Regions from separate parts of the Homo sapiens genome. Here region 1 is linked to region 2. A link is an interaction called in ENCODE POLR2A ChIA-PET data of the cell type or tissue named here. Cell type or tissue: A673. All regions are shown on one strand. Links, peaks and the distances in the headings refer to the core of each region. The heading gives the core; the rest is flanking DNA. Region 1 has its middle 110 kb from the start of FOXB1. Region 2 holds the start of LOC105370840 (a long non-coding RNA gene).

Evidence for each region. ChIA-PET counts read pairs that join two places held together with the same protein. Peaks named below come from ENCODE experiments on the same cell type or tissue, not always from the same donor. Only the 100,000 strongest peaks of a DNase experiment are listed, where the experiment ranks them.
Region 1: POLR2A ChIA-PET joins it to region 2 with 5 read pairs; 2 of 35 experiments call an interaction of 5 or more read pairs at or near these places.

Annotation. Positions count from the first base shown.
Region 1 is chr15:60,106,578-60,122,968 of GRCh38, reverse strand. No RefSeq gene overlaps it. Among named protein-coding and RNA genes, the nearest start is that of FOXB1, 110 kb to the right of the region's middle. RefSeq lists enhancers at 2,151-2,840, 2,841-3,531, 4,222-4,912. In A673, for the core only: no CTCF peak of the experiment used is centred there; a DNase peak (open chromatin) is centred at 7,048; H3K27ac peaks cover 323 bases.
Region 2 is chr15:60,299,446-60,315,836 of GRCh38, reverse strand. It overlaps LOC105370840 (a long non-coding RNA gene), which reads right to left and starts at 9,920. Exons shown (of 3, transcript XR_932314.3): 1 at 9,882-9,920; 2 at 8,962-9,107; 3 at 8,295-8,373. In A673, for the core only: no CTCF peak of the experiment used is centred there; no DNase peak of the experiment used is centred there; H3K27me3 peaks cover 511 bases.

The sequences.
Region 1 (16,391 bases), core at 4,896-8,895, 190 kb after region 2:
AGTATGGCTGGACATAGTACCATTATGACCTAATGGTAATGAACTGGGGGGAACTTAGCACGACCTGTTCGTTAGGATTCTTCTTGGCCTCTCTGTATCTTCATTTCTTTCCTCCTGGCATAGGTAAGGACACCTGTCACATGAGGATCCTGTGACCTACTTTGAAGGGAGGTAGGTCAGAAAGTTATTTTATGGCTACCTCTTACACAGAAAGACATGAGAAAGTCAGAGAATGACCTTTCTGCTTCTGCAGTTTTCTCAGTTTTCAAGGTGTCATATTTTGGGGTAGCATGTTCTGACCCCTGACAATTCCTTCTACATTTAGTAACCAGTATTCAACCATAAAAAAGGCCTTGCCTCATCAACAGGGGCTTAATGGTCAACCTAAAATAGAGTTCTAACTGGAAAGAACATAATTCTTACCTTTTATTTACCACTTTCCAGAGTAAGGAGTTGGTGTAATGGCCTTCTCCAAGATAACAAATGAGGATTTGTTTGCTGGCTTGCTTTCTCTTCATTGATTCTCATTTAAACACAGGGATTTTTACACGTTCAATGTGCTGCAATCCATTACCATCAATTATTCATTTTGATGCTGAAATTGTCCCAACTGTGTGGGTGTCCCTTCAAGTTGGGTCAATATTTGCAGGTGAAAAATGATGGAAAGATATCCTTAGCCGAAAACACGTCTAAGAACTTGGTTGTGACCGGTACTGGGCTAGATGCTGGGTGCAGAGGGCTACATTCACAGGCTTGGGTTCTTCTGTTAACCCTGAAGAAATAAGTCCTGAAAGTCTTAGTGAATAATTAAGCGCAAGCTGCTGACTGTGCCAGTTCACCTTTGAATATGCCCTTCTTCACCAGGCAAATGTGGCAAAGTGAGTCAGCTGTGGCCTCCCAAGGATGCAGCCAGGTAGCTAGTTCAGCAGATGGTAGCCAGTGACTCAAATCGACAAAAGGTAAATTAGAACCGAGAGGTTAGGAGGGTTTCAGTTTTTCTGTGTTTGTTCTGTTTCAGCTGTCTCCTAACTGCAGTTACAAAAGCCAAATCAAAATGATCTGAGTATTTGAGGCACAGTAGTTGGGGGGCAGAGGGTGGAGGTGAAGCGCTCTTGAGAAAAACAGGTGTTGGGGAAAGAATGTTGTGATCCTCCCTCGGTCCTTATTAGCTGTGTGGCCAAGGCAAGGCAGCTGGCTATCTTCAGTGGGCAAAACACCAACTCCTTATCCACACAATGGGCCTGAGGCCTGCCCTGCAGAGGCTTGTGGTGATGGCCAGTGGTGACCATTACTTTAATGTGGAAGCATTAAAGTAATTGGAAGATTCACTATTATTGGATAATAATTGGTAGGAGTATATTGGCTAGTTGTCCTGTAGAATGTATGACAATTATGGAATTGTCTGATGTTTGCCCTGCGCAGTTTCATTTATCTTGTTTTTCTACCCCTTGTATGTTCTGAAATCTGGAAGTGAGAGCAAAGGCTTGATTAAATTCTGGTGAAATATTTTTGACAATATTTTGGGTACCTAATTACCTTTCAACTTAAAATGATAAGAATAGGTAATACTTATTCAGTGCTTAATTTATTCAGGGATTTTTACACACTCAACGTGCTGCAATCCATAATGCTTTCAACTATCTCTTTTAGGTAGGTGCTAGTGGTGTTATTCCCATTTTACAGAAGCAGCTGAGCTGCAGAAAAGATAAGTAACTTGCTCAAAATTGCACAGCTAATAAACGACAGACATGGGATTTGAAACTGAGTTATCTCCAAGACTGTGGTCCTTAACCATTCTGCCATGAATGAATACTTCCTGGAGAAATCTGTAATAGATGTCTACATCATTTGATTTCCATAGCACACATTTGAGTTTTTAATTTGGACTTCTAGAGAGCAGAAAAACATTGGAGGTGATGTTTTAGGCAACAAGATGACTACAACAAATGTTTCCATCCAAGAAAGAGGCTATTCATGTCTGTGTGTGTAGTGTATGTATGAGAGTGTGTGTATGTGTGTGTGTGTGTGTGTGTGTGTGTGTGTGTGTGTGTGTGCGCTATAGTCACCATCTCTAGTGAGGAGTACCTGGAGAGATGGGACTACCTGCCTAGAAAAGCAGAGCTGTTGCTTTCTGTCATATGCTGTGACTTGGAAGACCCAAATGTGGCCTACCCATCATAGGGGAGAACTCTCACTTGGGGCAGTATAGCCCAGTGTTACACACACACGTTCTCTACTGAAGGCATGGAGCTGAATGGGGCTCTGCAGATTGACTTGCATTTTATGTTAAGAGAATTTTTCTAGGGTAGTATTAAGTGTGTGAACTTGAGAGCAAGGCTGCCTGTATTTGTAAGTGACACACACAGAGCTTGGTGCATGGCAATCACTCAATAAAGGCCAGCTATTGTTATTGGGATGAATGGCTTTCTTAGCTCAAAAGTGGGTTATGAAGAGAATCTTTGGGCTCTTCTCTGGAGATTAATAAAACCAAGAAACACTGGGCCAGAGTTCTCAATGAGGGTTCTAATACCACCTGCTGGGTGCAACCTAGTCTAGTGGGATGCGGGGTATTCATAACAATGACTAGAAATTCCCCTCCCTCAGCTCCCCCACACGTGTTACACCTGTGTCTTGGGACAAGCTGGTGTTAATCCCCACTCTCCCTGCCAAACAACAAGTGTCTTTGAAGTACCACTTCCTGTGGATCCTTCCTGCTGTGCAGCTCAGTGTCTTGAAAAGAGCTTTGAAGTCCCACTGACCCAGCTTGAATCCCAATCTCCCCACAGAGGAGCTGTGTTACTTTGGGCAAATTACCCAGTTTTTCTGAGCTTCAACTTCCCATCTGTAAAAAAAAGAGACAATACCTATCTCACGGGTCATTGTGAGCTCTTAGAACCAATAATATATGAAACACAGTGCTTAGACCACTGGAGGCCCCCTCCTGTGGCCACCCTGCCAAGACCACTGAGAGCATCTGGGAGGTATCTGGGGGCAAGGAAGTCATCTTTAGTGCGGTCTTTATCAGGTGGAATTGGGACCTCAAAACAGTGAATTTTAAAATCTACTTTCTTCAATCTGCTAAATGCCACCCACCCCCCGCCAACCCCAAATAGAAATAAGCAAAATAATGGGAGCATTGTGAATTACTGAACTAGATGATTCCAGTAAAGGCATAATTTATTCTTAGAGTAAAATGTTTATCCTTTTAATCCTAAAACATGTAAGATTGATCTTTTCAAAAAACAATCCATCTAGAGTAGTCAAATTTATAGAGACTTAAAGTAGAATGGTGGTTGCCAGGGGCTGATGGGAGAGGGGAATAGGCAGTAATGGCTTAATGGTTATGGAGTTTTAGTTTTGCAAAATGAAAAGAGATGTATGGATGCACAGTGGTGATGGCAGCACAGCTGTGTGAATGCACTTAATGCCATTGAACTATACACTTAAAGCTGTTTAAAATGCTAGGTTTTAGGTTGTGTGTATTTTACTGCAATTAAAACAAAAACAAAAACAAAAAACCTTAAATGTTCAAAACGTGAATGCATGCAATCTTAGTTTCCTCAAGCCTCTGAGTCCTGACAAGGAGGCTAGAATGAAGGCACATCTGGCACCGTGTTCTAGATTCTAAAAGCGAGACTCCTTTTCAGAGGCAGCATCCCTGTGTGTGGTCCTCAGCCGCCCACTGTGGTCAGTGATGGGGCATTCCCAGGATCTGGACACTCTTGTTTCATTTCTAAACCTGAGCCCCCTGAAAGGAAGGAACCTGTTTGTTGAGGACTCTGTTAAAATCAGGTTGGGGAGAGTTTTCTGGGAAATAGCTTCATAAATTGTGTGTAGATACAAAACTAACAGGCACATGAAAGATTTGTATTTTGAAAACAAAACCCCAGTGGGATTCTCTCAGCAGAAAATGAAAAGGTCTTCTTAACATTCAGTTGAACTATTAGAGCCATTTTTGCTGTTGCAAGCACTAATGCAGGTATGGCCACTGCCACAGCCCCAGATTGCAGCACAGCAAATTAGCAAGGTTTTAACTTGGCTGCAAATATCAAGCTGGCTGCTTGTCATTATGCAAAAAGGAATGGGGCTGGGAGGGGGACCGGCACGTAGCGGCAAAGCACATTATAATTGTTTAAGCAGGCCCCACAAGTCATGCATTTCAATTATTTGTTCAAAGCAGCCTGCAATTAGGAGTTGCAAACAAGGCTTTTGAATGCAAAGTCAGACAATTAAAATGTTTCATGAGTGCATTAGAGAAAGAAGTTCTGAATTAGCACTTTGAATACACAAGACCTCTTTTTCTAATCTCTAGTCCCTTTCACTCTGTGAAAAAAAGAGAGAGTGAGAGAAAGACATTTTGGGCTGTGGTGGAGGTGATTTGGGTGTTTACTTATTTATATCAAATGCCTGACTAATCCAGGGAAGATTGAACCATCCTAATCGGCCCCTCGTACGTTTCAATGTCTCTTGTTACTTGCCAGATAGTCCTTGTCGAAGCATAATGGCCCAGGTGCCAAACCCATCACCCAAGGGGGTCGTAAATCCCTTTAAGCATCTCTCCTCCTCCTTCCCTCACCACTCCCCATTCTTTCCTTTGAAGAAGCGGGTCTATTTGAACCAGTGATTTGTGACTTTCCAGTATTTAGGGCACAACCCCGAGCTGGTTGCACTAACACACAGGCTGGGGGAAATGAGTACACTGGCCAGTGTTGGGATCAGGGAGGAGAGATTCTGTGTGTTCTGGGGTGCCGATGAGCAGAAGCTGGCTGCTCTGGGTAAGCATGAAAAAGACACTAACCTGCCTTTTTCTTTGAAGGAAGATCTGCTGTTAAACTCCTTTCCCTCCCCCACCTACCTCCCCACCCACACATTCCCTTCCCCAGTCCACAAATGCCGTACTGACATTAAATTTTATTTTATGATGTATTTTAAGAACGCTTTAAAATTCTGATCAGAGGAGACACTTTGAGGAGAGGCGGGTGTATCAAACATAGGGGGAAATGTAAACACTCCTCCTTCAACCTTTTTTCCCTGTTAAATTGTGAGGCTTCCTAAAAAGCATTATTTGTACGAGGCATCAACCATTATTACAAACTAAGTGACTGCAACCCAAAGCACTTTACGTTATTATTCAGTGTGTGAGATTAACCAGGACAATCCTGACAATTTAAGGTGAAAATTGCTAACGTATCAGTTAATGTGTGCCTGTGTGCATGCATGCCTAATTTGAGAGCCTGGTGGCTAGCAGCCTTAATTTATCATTTCCTGACTGTAGCTAATTTATGAAAGATGATTTAAGTAATCCTATTTATCCTTTTATAAAGAAAACACATTTTAAAAATTATCTGGTTCAGGTAGGGAAAAGTTCTTTGAAAAAAACCCCTCTAATATGGAAAATAAATATTCAAAATATGGATATTGTGAATAGTATGCAATTCTTTTCTAATTACTTTGCCTCCAAGCAATCGTTCAGGGTTCAGAACACTGTTAAAATACCAAGTATCTGATAGGATTGATGAGACTTTATGTGATCAATACATTTTATCAGTTGAAAATTTTAATGTTTTTCTGTGGGAAACATTTCTATAGGCCTACCTAAAAATAAGTTGTTTTTCCAATTAGCCCATGCATAACTAAGGATGCTGTCATGAGAAGCATTAAAATCATATCATTTTAATGCTTGAGATATGTAAGTACAACAAAATATTTGTTTTAGTTGGCACAGTTTTTAATATCTTGCTTTTTTTTTTTTTTTACAACTCTGACATTTTAAATCTTTTGAAAGACCCGAAGTGATAAACTGAATCATTCTAGATTGATTAGGTTTTTGTAACCTACTACATTAGTTTTGCTGATCTGTGTTTGAAGGTAGTAAGTGCCATATAAAAAAAGACTTTATTTAAAAATCAAAATAGCTGTACATTCTTTACCATAGGCTTGTCCAAGGTAATTTACAATAGAAAGGGGAGGGGAAGGAAGTCAGCTGTGAGGGAAGCTCTGCGTAAAATCCCACTTAGGTGCAACCTGAGTCTCCTCCCCAGAACAACCTTTAAAAACATCTGTCCTGAATGGGGAGCTTTAATCTGCAGGAGAGACTCAATAAAATAAATGATAGCCAAGCCTCAGTCATACCAGTGGAAACTGACAAATAATAAATTGTATTTGATTTGGTGATTTCTGGATTGCTTCACAACTTTTGGGTCTGCTTATTTATTTACTCATTAGTTTTATGAGTGTTAGTTCTACAGCTGGCTTCTTTTTCTCTAAAGAGGTAATTTAATCAGAGGGTGTGCCTACAAGTTGTACTAACATAACAGGTGTTAAACCCTAAACAGCCTGAAAACTAGCTCTGAGACCTTCTTAAGTTGACTCGGAGAGGGAAAAAGAAACAAGAAAAAGAAAAATACCCCGAAAACATTTCTCTCCCAGGCTGCTGTCACAAGTAGGTATTCCTCCCAAGGGTGACTAAAAGCAGTTGCTCCTGCAGTAAGAAAGAGAGAGGGAAAAGACTGTCCAAGCTCTGCTCTTCTAGAACTTGGAGACTTAGGGTCTCCAATGTCTGACAGGTAACCTAGAAGATGCAGCCAACCTTTTCAGGAGGCAGCCAAGGAGAATCGAAGCTGCTTATCCCCATGTTACTCCCCTTCTCATTGCACATTTTATTCCAATCCATTTCACAATCAAGAGGTAGTGGGAATCTTGCCACTGAAATGCCACCATTTCTGGGACCCAGGGCTGGAAGCCAACCAGCCCTTTGGATATCTCAGTAGGAGGCAGAGAGAAGTTTCTGCTGAAGGACACCAGTACAAACGCCTTTTATGCGAGGGGACATGGAAATACTTCAAATTATCTACCTTCAAAAGCTGAGTGTTTGAGTCGCTACCCAAGAACGGATTCCTGAGTCTGTGAAATGGAAAAACAAAGGTGTTCAGGGCTGGGTAACAGGACGGAGGCTTTTCCCAGCTGTAGAATTCAAGGATGATGAAAGGGAGATGCAATAGAATGTAAAACAAATTGTTCACTGGAGAGTGGAAAATACAGATTTGAAAGTTAAGTGTCTGGAACAAGAGAGATATGAGTCACTGGAATTTACAAGTTACTATAGGAAACAAAGATAAAGAGATCATGAGAGAAGTAGTAACGCCAGTAGCAAAATGGCATTTCGTTAACTGCAAAACTAGATGATGGCAGAAACCGTTCATCAACTGGGGAAAGAGATAGTAATTATCTGCTGTTGAAGACAACAGCAGATAATAGCATTGACATAGGGACCTACAGGAACAAAATTGGGTGTTTGGCAATTATGTCAAATGGGAGCACAGATTTTTCTTCCCCTTCAACATGGTAAATCAGAGAAAATTAGGTCTGGAGGGCACTCAGTTTCCAGTAGGGAAGAGAGGAAAGCTTGGTTTTCCAAGGGGCGATGGTATTCCACCTAGAGGGAAACTGGTTTTCTCTGTGCCAAATAGCAGGGCTTCTTATGTGAAGGTCAAAAACACATTTGGCATTTTGAATTTGTGTGTGTGGATGCAAAATATGTGTGAGGAAAAGTGCATAAATACCCCAACAGCTGCCACCATCAGGCCAAGAAATAGGAGACTGCCAGCCCCCCGGTGTATCCTTCCCAACCACAAATCCGGCGTCCCCCAGAGGTACTATCCCAACTTTAATTCTAACAATTCCCTTGCTTTTCCCTATTCTTTTGTGATCTCTGTATACTTCTCTAAACAATATAGCTTAGTTTTGTCTGTTTTTGAGTTGTATATGTTTATGTACATGTAGATAGAAATGTAGCCACAGTCTTCTTTCAGGTCTAGCTTCTTCTCAACATTATTTTTGTTACTTTCATCCTTGTTGGGTGTAGGTGTAGTTTGTTCACTTCCATTGCCAAATCACATCCCATTGTACGCATGTATCACAACGTATCCATTCTTTTGTTTCTCGGCATTTTGGCTCGTGCCAGAGATTAATAGTGAATCACCATCCCTGTGTTCTGCCGGGCACCTCTTGTTCCTGGGCACATCTGGATGGCTTTGTCAGCCTTCTTTCAGTGAGGTATGACCATGGGGTCTGGTCTGCCCACACACACCTCCCACCTATGATTTTCCATTATCTTCCCCACCCCCCTCCCCCACGTGTGGACTAGAGGTGACCTCTGGGTGTCCTTGGAAACCATGTGTAGAAGACTGGAAAGCCACAAGATAGAAAAAACCTCGGTTCCTGAATCACCGGTAGGATGAGAGCTGCCCAGAAGAACACCCTGATTGGGAGCATCCACATTGGCCTAACATGGGAGTAGGAAATAAACGATTTTATCGTGTCAAATGAATCAGCCAGCTTCACCTTAACTAATATGGAGTTGTTCCACTGTAGGCTATTAAGAACGATGCTGCTATGAAGTCTTGAAAATGTATCTTGCTGCACATAAGTCCATGATTCTAAAGGGTGTAAACTCAGGAGTGGAGCTGCTGGATCAAAGACTCTGCATATCTCCAACTTTATGAGATGATGGTGGTCTGCTTCCAAAATGTACTGCTTCCAGTTTATACTTTCACCAGCAGGGATAAGAGTTCTATGCTCATCAATCCTTGGTATTGTTCTTATTGTTTACTTGTGCCAGTAGGAAGGGAGTGGTTTGTCACAGTGGCATACAATTTGCATTTCCTCGACAACTGAGATTGCTTACACTTTCATGTGTTTATTAATCATTTGGATTTCCCCTTATATGAGGCCCCTGCCCAAGTCTTTTGCCAAGTCTTTTCTTGAGTTATCTTTCTCCTGGTGTGTAAGATTTTAAAAAATACATTCTGAACACTAGGCCCTCATGAATTATATGTGTTGGCTATTGGCTTCACCCATTCTATGGCAAAAATTTCTTTTTGCTTTTCAAATGCTATCTTTGGTAAATATAGTTTAGATGTAAAATTTATCAATTTTTAATTTAAGATTAGTATTTTTTTACTGTCTTAAGAAATCCTTCTCATAAATATTTTCCTATATTCTAAAATCTTTATAGCTCTGTTTTTTACATTTAGTTTTAAAATCCATCCACAATTATTATTTGCATATTATATGAGATAGGGGTTTAATTTCAGTTTCTCCCAAGTGATTCCCAATTTTTCCAGCATCATTAATTGAAAAATGTGTCCTTTTCCCACTACTCTGCTTTGCTACCTTTGTCAAATATCACGTGTTCATATATATATATATAATATAATATATATATTATATATATATTATATATATATATATATATATGAGTCTGTTTTAGGGCTTTCTGTTTTGTCCTAGTGGTCTATTTGTTTATCTCTGCACCAATTCCACAATATCTTGATTGTCATAGCTTTATAATGTCTTAGAATCTGATATAGCAAGACCTCCCAAGATTTCTTTTTCAAAAGTGTCTCAGGTTTTGTAAGCTTTTCGCATTTCCACATGAATTTTATGATCATCTTGAATTATTCCAAAACAAACTATTGAGATTTGAACTGTGATTTCATTAAATCTATAAGTAAATTTGGGGGAAATTTATTGAATTGGCATATTCCTCCAAACATGTAAATCTTTATTAATATCTCTCAGTTGATTTTTATACATTGATTTTGGATCTAGAAACACCCTAAATTCATGTTAATTCTAACAATTTATCTGTAGATTTTTAAAAATTTCTGTTTATACAACCATGTTATACATGAATAATGACAGATTCATTTCTTCCTTTTCACTTCTTATAACTTTTATTTATTTTTTGGTGCTGTATCGTCTAAGACCTCCAGTACAAAGTTGAATGAAAATAGTCCTGGTAAGCGTCCTCATCTAGTTCTTAATCTTAAAAGGAATGCTTTTAATATTTTACCATTAAGTATGTTATTTGCTGTAGGATTTTAATATATATTCCTTTACAGATTAAGGAATTTCACTTCTAATTCTGGTTTACTAAAAATTTAATTATTAAATGTTAAGCTTATATACTGGTATAATCCCCATTTGATCATAATATATTATTATCCTCTTCAATTATTATTGGAGTTTGCTCTCAGATGGTTTTTTAAGGATTTTTTGCATTGATATCATGTGTGAAATTGGCGTATGACTTACCTTTCTTATCTATGGTCCTTGTGAAGTTTTAGAATCTATACTAGTTTCTTATGAGCTGGGGATGTCCTCTCTTTTCCTATTCTCTGGAGGTTTGGGTAAAAAATAAAAATAACTGTATCTTATGTTTATTAGAACTTGCTGTAGAAGCCATCAGATACTAGTGTTTTCTTCATTGGATGATTTTTTTTTTTTTTTTTTTTTTGGTGGAGCCTCGCTCTGTCACCCAGGCTGGAGTGCAGTGGGGCACTCTCTGCTCACTGCAACCTCCGCCTCCTGGGTTCAGGCAATTCTTCTGCCTCAGCCTCCCAATACTGGATGATTTTTTAAACTATTAATTCAATTTGTAATTTTATGAGCATTCAAGTTTTCTATTTCTTTTTGAGTCCAACTTTTCCAAGAATGTCTCCATTTAATGTAAATCATTAAAATATATAGACAGAAAGGAGTTTATAATATCCTCATTCTCTGTTAATCTTTTTTTTTTTTTTTTTTAAAGTCTCACTCTTTCTCCCAGGCTGGACTGTAGTAGTGCAATCTTGGCTCACTGCAACCTCTGCCTCCTGGGTTCAAGCGATTCTCCTGCCTCAGCCTCTTGAATAGCTGGGCTTACAGGTGCCCGCCACCATGCCTGGCTAATTTTTGTACTTTTAGTAGAGATGAGGTTTTGCCATTTTGGCCAGGTTGGTCTCGAACTCCTGACCTCAAGCGATCCACCCACCTCAGCCTCCCAAAGTGCTGGGATTACAGGCGTAAGCCACTGCACCCTGCCATATGTCTCTTTTTTTCATTCCTCATATTACTTATTTGTGTCTTTCTTTTTCTTGATCAGTCTCAGCTGTGGCTTGTCAACCTTTTTTTTTTTTTTTTTTTTTTTTTTTTTTGTGACACGAAGTTTTGCTCTTGTTGCCCAGGCTGAAGTGCAATGGCATGATCTGAGCTCACTGTAACCTCCACCTCCCGGGTTCAAGCGATTCTCCTGCCTCAGCCTCCTGAGTAGCTGGGACTACAGGCGCCTGCCAACATGCCTGGCAATTTTTGTATATTTAGTAGAGATGGGGTTTCACCATGTTGACCAGGCTGGTCTTGAACTTCTGACCTCAGGTGATCCACCCGCCTTGGCCTCCCAAAGTGCTGGGATTACAGGCATGAGGCACCGCTCCTGGCCCTGTCAATTTTTTTAACCTTTTCAAACAAACAACTCTTGTTTTTTGCTAATCTTCTAGATTGTATATGTCTTTTCTATTTCATAAATTGTCACTTATCTTTATTAATTCCTTCCTGTTGCTTTCTTTGAATTTGATTTGCTATTCTTTTACATTTTTTAGGGCTATTAGAAGGAAATAATAGTGGCATCATCTGTTCTCTTGTGGGTTGAGAGGAGATGAAGTCCTGCCCAGCATGAACTCTCATTAGAAGTTGTACTAATGGAAGAATCATAAGTGCCAGCATTGGATAATTCAGATGACATTTATTTTTAGTCTTAGAACAGAATACAGTTTTCCCACTACAGTTTAGGAGTCTGGTTGTTGATAACTGCTAATGTAAGAAAATTTTGAAATTAAGAATTAAGAAACTTGGGACTTAAGGGGGAAAATATGACTAGAGAGCCAAGAGAGAAAACACCTCTATAAAATCCCACTAAATAGTCACGTATTCACTAAACTAAAACAACGGATATGACATCTTCAACAATGGCAATCTCAATGACATCTTACATTTTTCAACTAGTAATAGCGAAATTGTATGATGGGTTTCCAGTGATCATTTCTTGTTCTGTAGAAACCTTTTCAGTTTCAGTAGAAGACTTGTAAATTCATTGTGTGTGTGCGTGTGTGTGTGTATTCAGAGGTATGCATACTAAACAGTCTTTTTGCTTGAGTCTCATACTTCTCTTAATGCCCTAAGCTTTTCGAATTTAATGTTCAGGAATTATTGAGTTCACCTTTCAACAATTGTTCTTATATTTATCACTCCAGAGATATTATTGGAATACATTTGTAAGCCCTTCCTGCCTGCCTGCCCACCTTTTCTCCCTTTCTTCTTTCCTCTCTTTCTTCCTTCTTTCCTCCCACAAAGACCTATTCAATGCTTACTATTCAATGCCTGCTGCTTACTCTTCCGGCATTGTTCAAGGAATACAGCAATGAACAAAACAGAAAAAAATTCCAGCTCTTAGGTGGCTTATAAATCTGGTGGGAGTACACAAACAGTAACCAAGATAAATAAATAAAATATAAATGTCAGATGGTAGTAAGTGCTATGGAGAAACATAAATCAGGTAAAGGGGGCAGAGAGTGCCAGGGAGTGGAAAATGGAATTTAGGGAAGTTTGCAATTTAGATAGTGTAACCAAGGAAGATCTCACTGGGAAGGTGACATTTGAATAAAGACTTGAAGGAGAATGAGGAAGCAGCCATGAGGCTCTGGGGAGGCCAAGGTGAAGAACATTGCAGGCAAAGAGAACAACAAGTACCAATGCCAGGCCCTAAGTCCTTGTAGGCCACAGTAAAGCTTTTAGTTTAAGGAAAATGGGAAGCCAAGGGAAGATTATAAGCAGCCAAGTGACATGATATGGCTTATCCTCCAAAAGTTTTACTCTGACTGTTGTGTTGATAATTTTTGTATTTTAGTAGATGGGGTTTTACCGTATTGGCCAGGCTGGTCCGAAACTCCTGCCCTCAAGTGATCTGCCAGCCTTGGCCTCCCAAAGTGCTGGGATTACAGGTATAAGCCACCATACCTAGTTTTTTTTGTTTTGTTTTGTTTTGTTTTTGAAACCAGGTCTCTCTCTGTCACCCAGGCTGGAATGCAATGGCGCAATCACAGCTCACTGAAGCCTCAACCTCCCAGGGCCCAATCGATCCTCCCACCTCAGCCTCCCAAGTAGCTGAGACTACAGGTGTGTGCCACCACGCCCGGCTAATTTTCGTATTTTTTGTAGTGATGGGGTTTTGCCATATTGCCGAAGCTGGTTTTGGACTCCTGGGCTCAAGCCCTCCGCCCACCTTGGCCCCCCAAAGTGCTGAGATCACAGGTGTGAGTCACTGTGCCCCGCTGAGATACATGTTTTGAAAAGAGAAAGGACAAGATTTGATGGATCAGATGAGGAACATGGAGCAAAGTATGAGGTCCAGGATTGCTCCATAATATTTGGCCTGAAAAACTAAGAGTGAAGTGCTATTTATAGAAAGGGGGGAAGATGTAGAAAGAGCAGGTTTGGAAGAGCAGATCGGGAGTTCAGTATTGGATATACTAAATTTGAGAAGTGTGTAAGGCAGCCAAGTGAGGAAACTGGATATTTAAGTCCAAACTGAGGTGCAAGGTAGGCTGTCATTGTTAATTTGGGTATTATAAGCATATAGATATTTTGTAAGACTTTATCATGAAAAATATTCTTTCCTTCTTCATCACTGACTTTATGTCACAATTTTCCCTTTTTCTAATTATCCTAAATAAGAATGACTTTGCTCTCCTGAAAATAAAATTCTTCCATTTTGACTAACGAGAAATAGTTCATTCACACTGAACTAGGATTTTTTTTTTTTTTTTTTTTTTTTTTTTGAGACGGAGTCTCTCTCTGTCGCCCAGGCTGGAGTGCAGTGGCGCGATCTCGGCTCACTGCAAGCTCCACCTCCCGGGTTCACGCCGTTCTCCTGCCTCAGCCTCCCTAGCAGCTGGGACTACAGGTGCCCGCCACCACCCCTGGCTTATTTTTTGTATTTTTAGTAGAGACGGGGTTTCACCATGTTAGCCAGGATGGTCTTGATCTCCTGATCTCATGATCCGCCCGCCTCGGTCTCCCAAAGTGCTAGGATCACAGGCGTGAGCCACTACGCCCGGCAGATTTTTTTAAAAAAATAAAATTCCCCATAAAAATAGAAATATAAATTTAAAGAGTAAAACATAGCAAGACAGACATGTAATTGTTAATCATCTACAGAGCCATTACAAACTTAAGTCAATAACATCTGGAACAAGTAAGTTAGAAACACTAAACCCTTAGGCTTATTTGGTGCCATCTCTCTAATTTCAACTTGATGTCAAGTTCTGCTAAACCACTTAAATGATGCTTTGCTTTTCTTCTTTTTTTTTTTTTTTTTTTTGAGACAGAGTCTCGCTCTGTTGCCCAGGCTGGAGTGCAGTGGCATGATCTCGGCTCACTGCAGCCTCTGCCTCCTGGATTCAAGCAATTCTCCTGCCTCAGCCTCCCGAGTAGCTGAGACTACAGGCATGCACTGCCACACCCGGCTAATTTTTTGCATTTTAAGTAAAGATGGGGTTTCACCATGTTGGCCAGGATGGTCTTGATCTCCTGACATCATGATCCACCTACCTCGGCCTCCCAAAGTGCTGGGATTACAGGCCTCAGCCACTGCATCCGGCCAATGATGCTTTTCTATTTTACTTCAAGAGGAGCCTTTACAGTCTCTCATGGAAGTTACTCACAGTTTTTGTGCCAATTCCCTTTCTATGGTCTGTAGTGGCAAGGCTACCTGATTCAACTATGGGGTTTAAAAAGCCTTTGGTTCTTCTCCCTCACTATTTGCACTGTAACTCCTGCTCTTAGCTTCCTCTAAATAAACGCTTTCAGATAAAACTCCCCTTGCCATTCTCTAATTCTCTTTCCTGATATTGGCCAAATTAGAAAGAGAAAAGACCGAAGTACTTCCCACTTTCCTCACCTACTTAATGATGCAGCACTGATAAGTCTTTCAATCAGGAGTCAAATTTGAAAAATGTCAATAAAATATGTTTTTATTCTTTCTTCTCTATCTCAGTATTGTATTTGCCTTTCTACCCATCTCTCTACCCTTCCATTTATCCATCTATTCATGCATCCCTCTATCTACTCACTCATATATTTCATAACAACCAAAGGTCCTGTATAGTTTTCAAACTGCTTTTATTGTGTCTCACCTCAATGTACTGGGTGAAGGAAGAAAAATTCCACATTTATGTAGCCTAGGCCCAATGGACATAAACAGAAAACTTATGTATTTCTACCCATTCTCCCTCTAATGTACCCCTCTCTCCTTTCAAATGCCCCTGATCCTTAGCATATCCAATCCGGTTCTTTTTTCTGTGTAACATAGAATGTTTTTGCATTCTAGTCATGGCCACTGGCAGCTTCATAGCATTTACTACTTTCTCTCTCCACCCAAAATTGTACCCTCAAACCCACTTCTTAGGACTTATGACTTTGCAGTTACTAAAGTCTTTCATGCAATCTTTAGTAAAGAAATTGAGAAAAACTGGAATTCTGTTTTAATGTTGGGGATTCTAATTTCCTCTATCTCAAAACCTGTCCATGATAAGTCTCCCCTTTCCTTCTTTTGTCCCATTTATGGGTAAGAGTGTCATTCATCATGCCAAGGCTAGTTCCTCCCCCTGTGTTTTTGAGCCCTTACCTACTCACTTCTCCTGAGATCTTACCTCCTACCTCTTCTGAGACTTGCCTTTCTTGTATCTTGTATGTCTCCTTCTCTGCTAGCTCCTTTCCTCTGGTCTTCAACACATTCAGGCATCTCGAACTGTAAAATAGTTTAGCTTCTCTGTTGTTTCCTGCCAGGATCCCCATTGCTGCCACACACATTCCCTGTTTCTTCAACTTGCCCACTCTCTTCTCACTCCTTAGCATTTTGCAGTTTGACTCATATCCTCACCACTGTCCTGACTGCTCGTTTACAGATTGTCTGGAACCAAGTGCAATGGCCTTTTCTTGAGCTGTATTATTTTCAACTGTTCTCTGTAGCATTTTAACACAAGGCAAAATTTGACAAAGGAGCTGTTGACAATTGAAGTGGGTTTTTGGTAAAGAATAGCTACTACTTGGAGAAGACTTGGTTTACTTACCTTGATCTTGTCCTAGTCTGATAGGTCAAGAAACTGGAGTCTTCCCATACATCCAGAGATGAAAATACCCTTGTGATATGGTCTGGCTCTGTGTCCTCACCCAAATCTCATCTGAAATTGTAATCCCCATGTGTCAAGTGAGGGATTTAGAGGGAAGTGATTGGATCATGGGGGTGGTCTCCTCCCATGCTGTTCTTGTGATAGTGAGTTCTCACAGGATCTGATGGTTTTATAGGTGGTGTTTTCCACTCCTCTCTCTTGCCTGCCGCCATGTAAGATGTGCCTGTTTCCCATTCCACCATGATTGTAAGTTTCCTGAGGCCTCCCCAGCCATGCAGAACTGCGAGTCAATTAAACCTCTTTCCTTTATAAATTACCCAGTCTCGGGTATTTCTTTATAGCAGCATGAGAATGGACTCATATATCTTGAGTATATGATGA
Region 2 (16,391 bases), core at 4,575-8,574:
GTATGCTCTTTAGTTCTGAGAACAGATGGCTTCTCAAATATGCCCTGTTCCCAGGAGAGTCTGGCTCCTAAAGTTTGACTACTGATGGCTTGGAAGTTTTCCTCTGAGTTAATCCCCCACTCCCAACATTCTTCACCATTGCGACTCAGTGTTTAGGTTAGGTGAAAATATTTATTTCCTAGAGCACTGGAAATATCTTCTGTTCCCCATTGTCTTGATTTATCTGGATGCACCTGGTGTTCTCTCCCGTTCTCTGTGGGTATGAACATCTTGACCTCTGAGGATGTGAAACCAAGCAGGCATGATAATTATGCTTGGTGGCCAGTTGACAGGCTGTCTGGGTTTGAGTCCTGCTTCTTCCTCTTACTTGCTGATCATGGCCAAGTTCTGGACTTAACCACACTTGAGCTTGTTTCCTGGTCTGTAAAATAGGAATAATGCAGTTAACAGAGGTTTACTGCAATCATTAAAGGACATGACTTATGCAGAGTTCTTTGGTAACAGCATTACTGTGTTCTGGGCTGGCCCCAGGCACAACTAGGTCATGGGTGAAATTTATCTGGTTTAGTGTTCCATGCTTGTTTAATACCCTCTCCTCCCCCTGCCCCATAAATGCTGGCATGTTCCTTTTTCCTGAAGTACACCTGCACTGTAGCACATTCAAGAACTCAAACAAACAACAACAAAAAAATAGTCTTTCCACAATGGGCAGAAGTGGGAGATGTTTCGATGCAGGCTTTCTTTGAGGGAGTGGGGTGCCTGGTAAAAAGAAAATTCTCTTGTAGATAGATGGCCATGTGTCCTGATAGCATGGGGAAATGAATATGTGTGCAACTGTGTGTGTATGCAAGTGTGTAAAGAAGTCATGGGCCTTATCGTTAGAACCTTCCTTCCTCCCCAACGTCCTCAATCTTTCTGCACCCCAATTCTTCAGAGATTTTATTGAATCTATGGCTGGATGGGGATCGGGGAAAATCATTTTACTTTGATCTGCTCACTAGAGCTTCTTAACTTCTCAGTTTCTTTTATTAGTTCCCAGTATTTAGAGTAAATGCAAACGTTTCTTCACCCAAGGTCTCAATATCCTTTTTTCACACCCTGTATTAGTCCCTTCCCATATTGCTATAAAGAAATACCTGAGACTGGGTAACTTATAAGAAAAGAAGTTTAATTGGCTCACAGTTGTGCAGGCTGTACAGAAAGCATGGTGACATCTGCTTCTGGGAGGCCTCAGGGAGCTTTTACTCAAGGTGGAAGGCAAAGCAGGAGCAGATACATCTCACATGGTGATATGGTTTGGATTTATGTGTCTGCCCAAATTTCGTGTCAAACTGTAGGCCCCAGTGTTGGAGCAGGGGCCTGGTGGGAGGTGATTAGATCATGGGGGCGGACTCCCCCCTTGCTGTTCTCATGCTGGTGAGTGAGTTCTCATGAGATCTGGTTGTTTAAAATTGTGTAGTACCTCTCCCATCTCTCTTTTCCTCCTGCTCTGGCCACGTACGACATGCCTCTTTCCTCTTCACCTTCCGCCGTGATTGTAAGTTTCCTAAGGCCTCCCCAGCCGTGCCTCCTGTACAGCCTGCAGAAGGGTGAGCCAATTAAACCTCTTTTCTTTATAATTACCTAGTCTCAGGCAGTTCTTTATAGTAATACAAGAATGGACTAATACACATGGCGAAAGCAGGAACAAAAGAGAGGGAGGGGCGAGGTGCCACATACATTTAAATTACCAAATCTCATGAGAACTCACTCACTATTACAAGGACAGTGCTAAACCAATTCATGGTGTTAAGCCATTCATGAGAAATCCGCCCCCATGATCCAATCACCTCCTACCAGGCCCCACCTCCCACACTGAGGATTACATTTTAATATGTGATTTGAACAGGGACATACAACTAAACTATATTACACCCCAAATTATTTTTATATAGCTAATATGTTAAACATCAAAAAATGACAGGAAGATAGGCATGTCTAATTCCAGCTGCTTTGTCTCCTGATGCTAGTGGGGGAAATGCAGGCTCAGGATCCTTGAGCCTTAGGTACCATGTTAGCACCTGCTTGCTCCCTCCCTTCTGACCTTGCTGTCCCCATGCAGCTGGTGCTGTAGCCCTCCCCATCCCTGCCCATCTTCCCACCAAAAAACAACCCACAGTGCATGGAAACCATTCCGAGTCCTTATAATAGGGATGAGATGCTTTACTTTTTGAAGGAGGGTGAGGTTGAATGATAATAGCTACGTTGCAAGTCCCAAATTGAAATCATCCATCAAAGATTAACTGAAGGATTTACTCGCTCAAAGTGCCTATGAATTCTCCATACTTTCGCATGTATTAAAGATACCTGAGGCCAGGCGCGGTGGCTCAAGCCTGTAATCCCAGCACTTTGGGAGGCCGAGGCAGGCAGATCACGAGGTCAGGAGATCGAGACCATCCTGGCTAACACGGTGAAACCCCATCTGTACTAAAAAATACAAAAAATTAGCCGGGCGTGGGGGCGGGCTCCTGTAGTCCCAGCTACTCCGGAGGCTGAGGCAGGAGAATGGCGTGAACCCAGGAGGCGGAGCTTACAGTGAGCCGAGATCGCGCCACTGCACTCCAGCCTGGGGGACAGAGCGAGACTCCGTCTCAAAAAAAAAAAAAAAAAAAAAAAAAAAAAGAAAGAAAAGAAAAGAAAAGAAATACCTGAAATCAAGACCATAATTTGGTCAATGTAATTTGACAACTCATGAGAAAAACAATTGCATTGTTGTACCCAGTGAGAGCACCACTTCTCTCCTGGTAATGAAGAGGCTTGTGCTATCTCTTCTGTGGTTTGCTGCCCCATGCTCTGGTTGACCCCGGTGATCAAGGATGACATCAATACCTAAGACCAGAAACAACCTAAGAACTGCATTGTTGCTATGGGATTCTGTCTCTTTCCACAGTGTACATACAGAGCTAAATCAGCTGGTGTTTTCCCCTTTAATTTTCCTTCTCTCCACTCTAGGTATAGGCCAATGAGCATCAGAAAGCTAGAAACATCTGTACAGCTTCAATGCCAACTGAGTCATTAGATATGAACTTGGACTCATTATCTCTCTCCTACTTCTTCAGGATGGAGGAAAAACCCTCTTTACCAACATCCCTGCTCCTCCCTCTGAATGAAGACTATTGATCCAAACCAGATTCTTGAAAATCATCCTAGACCCTTTTCTCCTCCTCACCTCCACACCCAACCACTCACTAAATATTGTTGATTGTATCTCAAGTCTCTCTAGACTCTCTCCCTTCCTCGTCCCCACAGTCTCGGCCCTGGTTCAAGCTACCGCATTTCTTATGTGGATTGCAGTGGTTTCCTGTCAGTTCTTTTTGTCTCTGGTCTCACTCTGGATCATCAGTCCTGCCCAAAACTCCTAGAACAGATCAAACATTGCTATGATGGATCAACTTTATTGCTTCCCAGAATCAAGTCCAAAGTCTTCTTTTAGGAAGGAATACAATATTTTTACTAATCTTCCCTTGCCTACCTCTAGCTAGAAACAAGTTAGAAAACATTATTTTAATTTCCCCAAATTTGATATATTCCCTTAACTTTCTGGGCCTTTGTGCAAACCATTTCCTCATTTTCTTTTTACTGTGCTTTGTCTGGATGACTATTCTCACCTTAAGGGTCACCTCCTTTTTGGATTCTTCCCTGAATGCTCCCTCCTTTTGACTTTGTAAAGCACTGGCGACACTATATTGCACCTTTTTTTTTTTTTTTTTTTTGAGACAGAGTTTCGCTCTTCTTGCCCAGGCTGGAGTGCAAGGGGGCGATCTCGGCTCACCACAACCTCTGCCTCCCGAATTCAAGTGATTCTTCTGCCTCAGCGTCCCGACTAGCTGGGATACAGCCATGTGCCACCACGCCCAGCTAATTTTGTATTTTTAGTAGTGATGGGGTTTCTCCATGTTGGTCAGGCTGGTCTCGAACTCCTGACCTCAGGTGATCCACCCGCCTTGGCCTCCCAAAGTGCTGGATTACAGACTTGAGCCACTGTGCCCGGCCTTATTGAACCTATTATTATTATTCTTTAAGTTCTAGGGTACATGTGCACAATGTACAGGTTTGTTACATAGGCATACATGTGCCATGTTGGTTTGCTGCACTCGTCAACTCGTCATTTACATTAGGCATTTCTCCAAATGCTATCCCTCCCCCAGCCCCGCTCTGCCCAACAGGCCCTGGTGTGTGATGTTCCCTGCCCTGTGTCCAAGTGTTCTCATTGTTCAACTCCCAGCTATGAGTGAGAACATGTGGTGTTTGGTTTTCTGTTCTTGCGATAGTTCATTTAGAATGATGGTTTCCAGCTTCATCCATGTCCCTGCAAAGGACGTGAACTCATTCTTTTTTATGGCTGCATAGTGCATAGTATTCCATGGTGTATATGTATTGCACCTATTTTTAACAGGTGCTTGGAGGAAAGGCTCCCACATACCATTATTATTATTGCAATATTTGTATTTTGATTTTCACTTTAGCACACTTTAAACCTATGTTAAACATATCTTAATGAATATAGACATATACAAGAGATTGTTTAAATGTATATGTGCAGTTTAAAAAACCATGACCTCAAAATCAAGCACATATGCGTTCATTAGCCAGGTCTTAGACATAGGACTTTGTTAATTCCCCAGATATTCCCTGTGTTCTTTTCTGATCTCTTCTGCCTCTCTACCTCCTATAGGTAATAACTATTATCCTGAATTTCATGTTAATTATTAACCTGCTTTTCCTTATAGTTTTAAAAAATGCCACCTAAGTATATATCCCATGGCAATAAATTGTTTAATTTGGTCTGGGTCTGAACTTTATATAAATGGAATTGTTCTGTTTATATTCATTTCTGACTTGCTTCTTTTTTTCATTATTATGTTTATGAGATTTATTCTGTTGATATGTATTGCTACGGTTCGTTCATTTTTTCATGGTTGTATAAATCCCATTTTGTGAATACATTATATTTTATTTACTGAATCTATTGTTGATGACTTGTTTCTAGGTTTTGCAATTATAAACAACGCTCCTATGAACATTCTTACCCATAACTTCTGCCACACATGCAAGATTGGCAATAGACTAGATAAAGCTGGAAGTGAGACACCCAGGTAGAATGTATCAGCAGATTCCCCTTTATGAGGCATTTCTAAATGTTTCCTAAAGTAGTTGTACCAGGGGTCGTATCTTTTTTGTTATCCTGGTATCGCTAGCACCTAGGACAATGAATGGCCAAGCACAGTTGCTCCATAGATACTTATTGAATGAAGGTAGAACCACAAACAGCATGTTGTGACAGTCTTTGTCTATAAATTGTTCTGGGCAATAAAGTCAAAGCAAGCACTCTTTCCACCCCAACTGTAGCCTGTAGAATGGGCCTGTAGGCTTGGCATCAGAAGATGTATTTTAATAATAATAATGACAGGAGTGATACAATGGTAATGTCTTATACCACTTAAGGATTCTTGGAAGACCCGGTTAGAATTATGGCTGAAGCAGGTAGAACCTGCTGAGCAAAATGGGTCCCAACTATCCTTTAGAAATTGATATTCTGATCCCAAAGGAGCCGTTGAGTTGTAATTATAGATTGCTGAGGGGCTAGATCTTGTGGAGCTAAGCTGCCTTGGAATGTGAGTTCTTTGTCATCTTCTTCTGGAGCTTGGAGTATATAGGTCTTTAACAGAGGAGAGCCTAATGCTGCTAGAATGGTTGTGAAAGATCACAAATTTACAATGCTACTGTGGGAGAGAGACAGAGATGGACCTTCTGTGTAGCCTAGCACTGCTAAGCCCTGTTCAAATGCAGGTTATAAGTTTAGATAAGACATGAATTTAATCATGTTCTTTGAAATACCTCTCCATAAACCAGTATTTTAGGTATTCCCTGTTATCCAAGCCTTATTTAATAAACTGGCTCTTTAGAATACCTGTTTATTTTGAAATAATTTTATACTCACAGAAGAGTTGCAAAGATACTATGGGGAATTTCTGTATATCCTTCACTCAACTTTCACTAAATTTTTTTTTTTTTTTTTTTTTTTTTTTTTTTTTGGAGACAGGGTTTCGCTCTTGTTGCCCAGGCTGGAGTGCAATGGTGCAATCTCGGCTCACTGCAACTTCTGCCTCCTGGGTTCAAGTGATTCTCCTGCCTCAGCCTACTGAGTAGCTGGGATTACAAGCATGTACCACCATGCCCGGCTAATTTTGTATTTTTAGTAGAGACGGGTTTCTCCATGTTAGTCAGGCTGGTCTCCAACTCCTGACCTCAGGTGATCCTCCCGCCTTGGCCTCCCAAAGTGCTGGGATTACAGGCGTGAGCCACCATGCCCGGCCACCTTTCACTAATGTTAACATCTTACATAACCATGGTACACTTACCAAAACTAAGCAATTCCCATTGATGCAACGCTATTTCAACTATAGACTTTATTCTGATATCACCAATTTTTATACCAACGTCCTTTTTCTTTCCAGAATGCAAACCAAAATACCACGCTGCGTAGACATAGTTGTTTTGTCTCCATAGGCTCCTCCAGTTGGTGACAGTTTCTCAGTCTCCTTGTTTTTCATGACTTGGTCCCTTTAAATGATGTTTTTTGGGTATTTTGTAGAATGTCTCTCAATTTGGGTTTGTCTGACGTTTTCCCGTAATTATACTGGTTTGGAAAGAAGACCACAGATGTGAGCTTCCCTTATCATATCATGCGAGGGGATACAAAATAAAATGACTGATCACTGTGATGTTACCCTTGATCACTTGGTTTAGACGGTGTCTGCCTGATCTCTCCACTATAAAATTACATTTTTTCCCTTTCTGTACTTTATTCATTAGATTTGAGTCTCTAAGACCAGCCTACATTCAGGCAGAAGGGAATTAAACTCCACTTCCTGAAATGAGGAGTATCAGAGAATTTGTGGACATATATTAAAATCACTACAGCAATTAATAAATATTTAGGGGAGATATTTTCAGGCTATGGATATGTCCCTTTTCTCCAAGTTGTTTTTTTAACTATAAGAGAGAAGATAGAACATTCAGAACCCCAAGAACAGAAATTAGTCAAAATAAATTTTTGATAAAAGTAGTTTATTTTATTTTTTACTGAAGGTAATAACATTATTATAGTGATAAAGTAATTACTGTTTATTTTCAGGCCTTTCTCTTCACTCAGAAGTTGAGCAGTTGAAACCCACATGTAGATAAAGTAAGCTTCCCTCATAACCAAGTTCTGTGAATAACCTCCAGTGATGGTTTCCTTCTCTTATTTAATAAGCATTGATGATATCTATTCACAATTTTATTTTGCTTATTTGGGACACTGAAATTTGTCCATATTTTTTCTAAATGAAGAAAATGGCCAAGAATACCTCCAACTTACAATGCAAACTCTTTTAAGGGTTTCCTGGCATAAAAAAAAAAAGCCTTTACACTATGAGCTTGTGAGTCTATACTAACTCCCAGGATCAATGTTGAGGAAAAGTTCTGTTAAAATAATCTTATAGAATTTTTGCCAAAATTTCCTAGAAACCATTAGGTAAATTTTAGAAAATTAGTTTTCTTTGTTTAAAATGTTGGGTTATACGTTTCTTATTCTATTCTGTGTCCAAATCAGAGGTTCCTAACATGGGTTGTCTGAATTCCTTATCGATCTGAGTTCTTATTTGCTAGTCACAGAAACTAACTTTGCTTCTTCAAACCCAAAAAAGGAATCAGTTAAAAGGATATTGGGTATGATTAGAGAATGGGCTTGGAGCCATCTATGCAGCCAGAAATGGTTCCTCCAGTTTGGCTGCAGAACTGATCAACGAAAACACAGCAATGCTGATGATTCAGCCAGATGGATCCTGGGCCATCCCTAGTTCTTTGGGTCACTAGCTTCTAATTCCAGATCTAGGTCAGGTATAAAGCTTGACCTGTTCCTGCACCCTGACTGCAAGGGAAGCTGAGAAAGTGAGTATCTCCTCCTATGGTGGAGAAGGCTCTGACTCCCCAGGCGTGGAGCTCCCCAGGAATAGTAAAAGGGTTCAGATATGGGCAGCTGACATGAATGACAATTATTCACTACAGACCCCTTACGGATGGAATCCCTTAAGCTGTAGATTTCATTTGGTTCTCAAATAAGCCATTCATTCAACATTCCGCAAACATTTATGGAGTACCTACCATGTGCCAGGCACTCTTCTAAGTCCTTGGATTTCATCAATGAACAAAACCAAGATCACTGTTTTTGTGGAGTTTCTATTCTGGCAGGAAAAGCCAATACATCATCCAGACTTGCACCTCAAAACCTCCAGTGGGCTCATGAATTGGTGATACCAGATATTTCTGGAAGTGGCAGTGAATGTAGGACTGAAACATAAGCATTGGTTGAAAAGACTATTTGAGAAGCAATTCGACCTGCATTGTTGAACAGAACTTTTGGCAATGATGAAGACACTCTATTTCTGCACTGTCCAATACAAAAGCTACCAGCCACATGTGGTTATTGAGCACTTGAAACGTGGCTATTTCCTTACTGCAACTGAGGAACTGAATTTTAAATTTTACTTAATTTATGTAAATTTATGTAAAGTACATAGCTACAGTGGCTAGTGGTTACTGTATCAGAGAGCACAGAGTTACATCCTCTGTTCCTTCCCCCACTTGGAATGGCTGGATGATTACCCCTCCCTCAGTGTAACAGAGTTGTGCGGTTTATTCTCTGAACTAAGGGGCACCATGAAGGTAAGAGGATAGGGATATCATATTGAAAAGAGGGGCATTACTTGAATTTGAGAACCTGCTCTTCTCCCAATTGACTTCCAAAATGCTGGCAGCCAGTTTCTACTTCCAGGTATGAGATTAGGAATTTAGTATCTGATAAATCTGACTAGTCCAAAAGAAAAGACCCTGTGTTAACATTGGGAGTTGTCCTATGAAACAATCCAGCCAGATTACCTGGGGTAAGACCCAGAGTTGGCAACCCAACTCATATATCAGAACTTCCAATCAGATTTTTAGTGCTGTAGTCTTAAAGGTGAACAGACAGTTAAGGATCACTAGACATTTGAGGATATCTTCACTCTGAAAGGAAATACAAACACCTAAGAAAAGAAACAAAAAAATAAATTTGAGAAAATAGAGAGAATTCAGAGAGAAGAAAAAAATTAAAGTAAGATAAGAGATGATTTTGCATCCACAAAGCAAGAATAGAATGCTATAATAAAGAAATAATCAGAAGGCCAGGCGTGGAGGCTCACACCTGTAATCCCGCACTTCTTGAGGCTGAGGCAGGCAGATCATGAGGTCAGGAGATCGAGACCATCCTGGCTAACACGGTGAAACCCCATCTCTACTAAGAATATAAAAAAATTAGCCAGCCATGGTGGCAGGCACCTGTAGTTCCAGCAACTCGGGAGGCTGAGGCAGGAGAATGGCATGAACCTGGGAGGTGGAGCTTGCAGTGAGCCAAGATCACGCCACTGCACTCCAGCTTGGGCAACAGAGCGAGACTCCGTCTCAAAAAAAAAAAAAAAAAAAAAAATCAGAAGGACAAAAACTAGAAGGGTCTTGGGAAAAAGTGACACAAATCAGAAGCTCCATATAAAATTTGGAAAATAAGATTGAGGGAATCTTCTAGAAACTAGATAGAATCAGATGGCAAAGAAATGTAAACTAGGATAAAAATATAAGAAAATTAGGTCAGATTAAGAAGTCTAACACCTGAATAACACAAATTCCTCAAATAGAGAATTGAGAAAATTATCAGATAAATAATTCAAGAACATTTCTTAGACTTGAAGGACATGAGTTTTCAGAATGAAAACAACCACCAAGTGCCTAGCAAAATGGATGAAAATAGATCCATATCAACTCACCTGATACGGTTTGGATCTGTGTCCTTACCCAAATATCACGTGGAAATGTAATCTCCAATGTTGCAGGTGGAACCTAGTGGGAGATAATTGAATCATGGGGGCAGTTTCTCATGGTTTAGCACCATCACCCTGGTTCTGTTCTTGTGATGGAGTTATCATGAGATTGGGTTGTTTAAAAGTATGTGGTACCTCCCCCTTCTCTTTCTCCTGCTCTCACCATGTAAGATGGGCCTGCTTCCCCTTCGCCTTCTGCCATGACTATAAGTTTCATGAGGCCTCCCCAGAAACAGATGTTGCCATACTTCTTGTACAGCCTGTGGAACCATGAGCCAATTAAACCTCTTTTCTTCATAAATTACCCAGTCTCAGGTATTTCTTTATAGCAATGTGAGAATAGACTAATACATTACCTGATGATAATATTTATGAACAGTAAGGACAAAGGAGAGGTCCTAGAAGCTTCCAGAGAGCTGAAGGGAAGGTTGTATTCAAAGAATCAGAAATCTGAGTCACTTTGGATATTGTATGTGCTCTCCAACCTAGAATGTGATACCCAGCCGCAATATCAAGTAAGTGTAAGGGTTGAATAACTTTTTTCAGACATGAATGGCCTCAAATATTTTACCTCTCCTACAGCTCTTTCTCATAAAAAATTGAAAGAAATGTTCTTTCAAAACAAAGAAGTAAATAAATGATTATTGTGTTAGTTAATACTGAGTGTCAACTTGATTGGATTGAAGGATGCAAAGTATTAATCCTGGGTGTGTCTGTGAGGGTGTTGCCAAAGGGGATTAACATTTGAGTCAGTGGGCTGGGAAAGGCAGACCTACCCTTAATCTGAGTGGGTACCATCTAATCAGCTGCCAGCACAGCTAGAATACAAAGCAGGCAGAAAAACGTGAAAGGAGTAGACTGGCCTAGCCTCCCAGCCTATATCTTTCTCCTGTGCTGGACCCTTCCTGCCCTCCAACATCAGACTCCAAGTTCTTCAGTTCTGGGACTCGGACTGGCTTTCCTTGCTCCTCAGCTTACCGATAGCCTATTGTGGGATCTTGCAATCATGTGAGTTAATACTTAATAAACTCCCCTATATTATAGGATGTACATATATATCCTATTAGTTCTGTTCCTCTAGAGAACTCTGACCAACACAGTTATGAAGATATAGCATGTCAGAAAAACGGAATTTATTATAATAGGGGTGTGAACACAATTTTCAGGATGATGGTAAAGGGAGACTTCTAGATGAATCTGTGTAATAGACCAAGAGAGCAGCCAGAAGATTGGAGCAGGTCAGAGAGTTTAGAAAGAGATAATTCCAAAATAGAGAACTGGCAATATCTGAGTATATTGAAAGGAAAATTAGGAAATCAGGAAAGAGTCTGAAGATGATGTAGCAAGAGTTCATAAAAAACAAAGCAAACCAGAAAAAAAGCAAAACAAGAAAACCAGATAAGTATGAACTCTAGAGAAAACAAAAACGGGAGAAATAAAAAATTATTCTGATATATTGCATTGCTAAGCCAAATATATCATTCATATAATCATAATGTAAACATTGAATAATGATAAAATCAAAATTACGATAAAAATGTTGGGGGAATAGAGGCATGGCATGTATGCCCATGTATGGTCTGTGTGTGTGTGTTGGGAAATAGGGGCAGCGAGAGAGCTAAATGCATATTTTCAGTAGGGAAAACCAATAGGTAATGCCTAAAAATAAAAACTCAAAAGAGAAATTTTTACTTGCTATTAGAAATATGAAGGTGTTGTATTATTATTATTTTTTTCTAATTTGGTCCTGAGGTCTCTCTCATGAGAGTGGCAATAAACTCTAGCCCTGCCCTGATGGGGCTCTAGGGATTTGGTCATGGATGATTACAATGTTCCTTTTAAGGGATACTTCTTTATCCTGGCAATGACCTAATGCCCAAGTGTCTGACCCATGACCAGGTGTCCCTCTCATAGAAAACTTCTTTACACTGGCAGACACCAGTGTAAACAACCTGGTGGCTTTTTGACTTATGTCCAGTTTATTCCTACAAGATAGCCATTCCCTAGAAGAGCCCTAACTGGGAAAGAAGCTCAGGTGTGTCAGTTACATGCGACACAGAAGAGGAAGCAGAACAACACACATGAAATAACAGGCAGTTCATTACTTACAGATCCCAGAAAGAAGATGGAAGCATGACTAGTGGGGCCAATGGGTAGTGGGAGAAGTGGGGAGGCATCCAGGACACTCAAGCTCAACTAGCAGATGGGGAGCAAAAGAGAAAGAGCAAGAGATCTGTGGGCCAAAGCTGGTACCGGGGTTCAAGGTATTACCCGGGCTGGTTTCTCTTGGGGAGTTCTAATTCGTGTGTTTAGAGCAACCAGCACAAATTCCCTGGGGTCACATTATGACTTAAAACTGGTCACTGTGGCATATTTTTGCAGTCATGTGGGGTGAGAGGGTCAGTGGAACAAGTCAAGTAGGTTGTATCTGGCTGTCCCATAGGGAGGTGGTCACCAGGAGGTGGTGGTATAAGGGAGATATTTGGATCAACCACATTGAGGAATTGGGAAGAGGTAGAGAACAGGAAACTTTGTCAAGGGTGTCTAAGCCCTGCCTCTGGTGTGAGAATGTCCAACTTATATTCAAAAGGATGCTGAAGTTGGGCATGGTGGCTCACACCTGTAATCCCAGCTACTTGGGAGGCTGAGGCACGAGAATCACTTGAACCTGGGAGGCAGAGGTTGCAGTGAGCCAAGATCATGCCATTGCACTCCAGCTGGGGTGACAGAGTGAGACTCCATATCAAAAATCAAAAATAAAAATAAGAAAAACAAAAAAACAAAAAAAATAGAACGCAAAATGTATGCTGAGGCAACATAAAATTGTAAGAATTCACTACAAGAGGTAAATACCAAAATAAATAGCTAAAAGTCTTTACTGGAGTGGAGGGAAGGTTGCGGGAGAACAACTGTTTTCCATTATAAATAGCCCTTGTAGAACTATATGGCTTTTTAAACTGTTTGCATATATAATTTCAATTAAGGTAAAAACAAACACAACAATGAAAATACAATAGAAATGAGGTATCATTAATTGGGACAGCAAGCTTTCTCAACTTCTGAAAAGTTGTTTGGGGAAAGATTAAAAATATTTCAGGGCCAAGTGCGGTGGCTCATGCCTGTAATCCCAACACTTTGGGAGGCCAAGGTGGGCGGATCATGAGGTCAGGAGATCGTGACCATCCTGGCTAATACAGTGAAACCCCGTCTCTACTAAAAATACAAAAAAATTAGCCAGGCATGGTGGCGGGCGCTTGTAGTGCCAGCTACTCGGGAGGCTGAGGCAAGAGAATGGTGTGAACCTGGGAGGCGGCGGAGCTTGCAGTGAGCGGAGATAGTGCCAGTGCACTCCAGCCTGGGCGACAGAGCGAGACTCCGTCTCAAAAAAAAAAACAAAACATACTTTCGGAAGACAAATTCTCGCCTTCACTCTTCTGAGCTGGTAGAAGTAAACTAGTTTGTGAAAATTTTCGCAACCTACTCATCTGACAAAGGGCTAATATCCAGAATCTACAATGAACTCAAACAAATTTACAAGAAAAAAACAACCCCATCAAAAAGTGGACAAAGGACATGAACAGACACTTCTCAAAAGAAGACATTTATGCAGCCAAAAAACACATGAAAAAATGCTCACCATCACTGGGCATCAGAGAAATGCAAATCAAAACCACAATGAGATACCATCTCACACCAGTTAGAATGGCAATCATTAAAAAGTCAGGAAACAACAGGTGCTGGAGAGGATGTGGAGAAATTGGAACACTTTTACACTGTTGGTGGGACCGTAAACTAGTTCAACCATTGTGGAAGTCAGTGTGGCGATTCCTCAGGGATCCAGAGCTTGACATACCATTTGACCCAGCCATCCCATTACTGGGTATATACCCAAAGGACTATAAATCATGCTGCTATAAAGACACATGCACATGTATGTTTATTGCGGCACTATTCACAATAGCAAAGACTTGGAACCAACCCAGATGTCCAACAATGATAGACTGGATTAAGAAAATGTGGCACATATACACCATGGAATACTATGCAGCCATAAAAAATGATGAGTTCATGTCCTTTGTAGGGACATGGATGAAATTGGAAATCATCATTCTCAGTAAACTATCGCAAGGAGAAAAATCCAAACATCGCATGTTCTCACTCATAGGTGGGAATTGAACAATGAGAACACATGGACACAGGAAGGGGAACATCATACTCTGGGGACTGTTGTGGGGTGGGAGGAGGGGGGAGGGATAGCATTAGGAGATATACCTAATGCTAAATGACGAGTTAATGGGTGCAGCACACCAGCATGGCACATGTATACATATGTAACTAATCTGCACATCGTGCACATGTACCCTAAAACTTAAAGTATAATAATAATAATAATAAAAAAGAAGTAAACTAGTTTGTTGCTGCGAATATCTGAAATAATAAAAATTCCTATGGCCTTGCATAGCTTTTTTTTCCCCCAAAAGTAATGTGGAGAATATATGTTTAGTTTACCTAGGCCCCTTTCTTGCCTTCTCCTGGTAACAGCACATCTTATTTTTGGAAATGGCTTTATTTAGATTTCAACCAATACTGATGGATGCTTCATGGTTCTTTTTCCTGGGCCACAGAGATGGACACATGACTGAGTCTGAGCCAATCATCATTTAGGCTCCCCTGGTCACATGACTAGCCCAGGAATGGGCACATGACTCACATAAGGCCAATTAGGTCCCTTCTTTTTCCAACTGAAACTGCTGGAGAAGAGCAGGGTTTTTGTTTTGTTTCGTTTTGTTTTGTTTTGAACTCTTGTCCATGTGGCTAGAGAGATAAAAGCCTAGACCACCTGTAGCCATATTTCCATTGTGTGAGGTCAATTGTTCAGAGAAGTTGAAGCAAATATTTAGATAGATACAAAGAAGAGAAAGAGGATTGCAGGGAGAATGGCCTCAGCTCACCCTGAGTCTCGCTTCATGTCTGCCCTTTTCATAGTTTGAATTCAGAAACCAACAAATCCATCCCCCCCTTTTCTGACAAAGCTGGAGTTGGAGTTTTGTCACTTGCAATCAAAGGGTTCAGACCAATCCTAGTAGCGATCATGTTTTGTATTAGGCAAGAAAAAGTTTTCCACATTCGAGAAGATGGCATACAGACATAATTATATCTATGGGGTACATGTGTTATTTGATACATAAATACAATGTCTAATGATCAAATCTTAAGTTTTTTTAAACAATAGGGATTACAGTATTGAAATATCTCTCAGATGAGACTGAAAAGTAACCTGATGGTTTGATGCTGGATATGGAGCTACACTGTGTCAACCCCAGAAGTAAGAATGGTCAGTTTTTGCTGTTTGTGCTCAGCTAACTTTGATTCAATTCAAAATGCCAAGTTATGCATTTTAGAGTCAATAAAAAATTATACTTAAAGAGTTAAAAACCACGTTTAGGGTTTAGTGATGATCTTCTGGACACTGTGTTAGATTGGCACTTGAAGAAATTCAGAATAAGTATAATGTATAGTTTATGCCCTCCTGTAGCTTAAGATCAGTTAGGGAGAGATGATATAAACTTGTGAAACATTTCATTATATAGCATAAGATCTGTAGGCACTCACCCAAAGAAGTGAGCTATTCTTTGGGTGCAACTTCTGGCCGGTTTAGTCTAGAACTTTCTTGTAAGTCTCCTCTGTGTAGACCATCATTCCCCCCAACCCCTCTTTTTCTTTCTTCTTTGCCTGGGCTCAAACCCAGGCATGGGGCCAACGACCTCAGCAATGAATGGGATTAGAGCAGCTAGCCAGCTTTTTCAGGTTAGACTGTAAATGAACACCCTTGGTACAGACATGAGGCCAAGGAACTCTAGTGCTTTGTTAGGAAGAAAGTGAAAAGCTCAGCTCTCCCGTGGGCCAGAAATGCTGAGCCTGCAGGATCCTCAGCGAAATGTAAGAAACTGGTTCGCAATGGCTTGACTCCTCCACGATGGCCCTGCTCTCATCAGATGCTTTTCCTGTTCCTACAGGCAGGCGTCGCCCAGAGGAGGAGGGGATGGCAAGGTGCCAGCCGTAAATAATGAATAGCACCCTCATTTACATTCTTTTTTAGTGGCGCCTGTTTGCACGCAGCATTGCAGGAACCTAGAGCCCGAGGAAATATGACTTGGAGCCGGCTCAGGCTGCCTCCCTCCAGTGTGCCTAGCTCAGGAAAAGGCAGAGCTCTTCCCGTCAGACCATCTGGCGCTCGTGAATGTGCTTATTAGTAACAGGGAAGGTGGGTCTGTTAGCCTGGGACAGCATATCGGAGGCAGATGCTGAGTTTATGTGTAAAATATGGCTTCCAGCCAAAGCACTAATCATGATCGCCTCTGAAGTGGTTCCAATCGTCTGGATGAGGCGGCTCCTGCTCTTATGTTGTTTGTACAAGCTGGTAGTTACAGGTGTTGTATACAAGATATTTGTAGT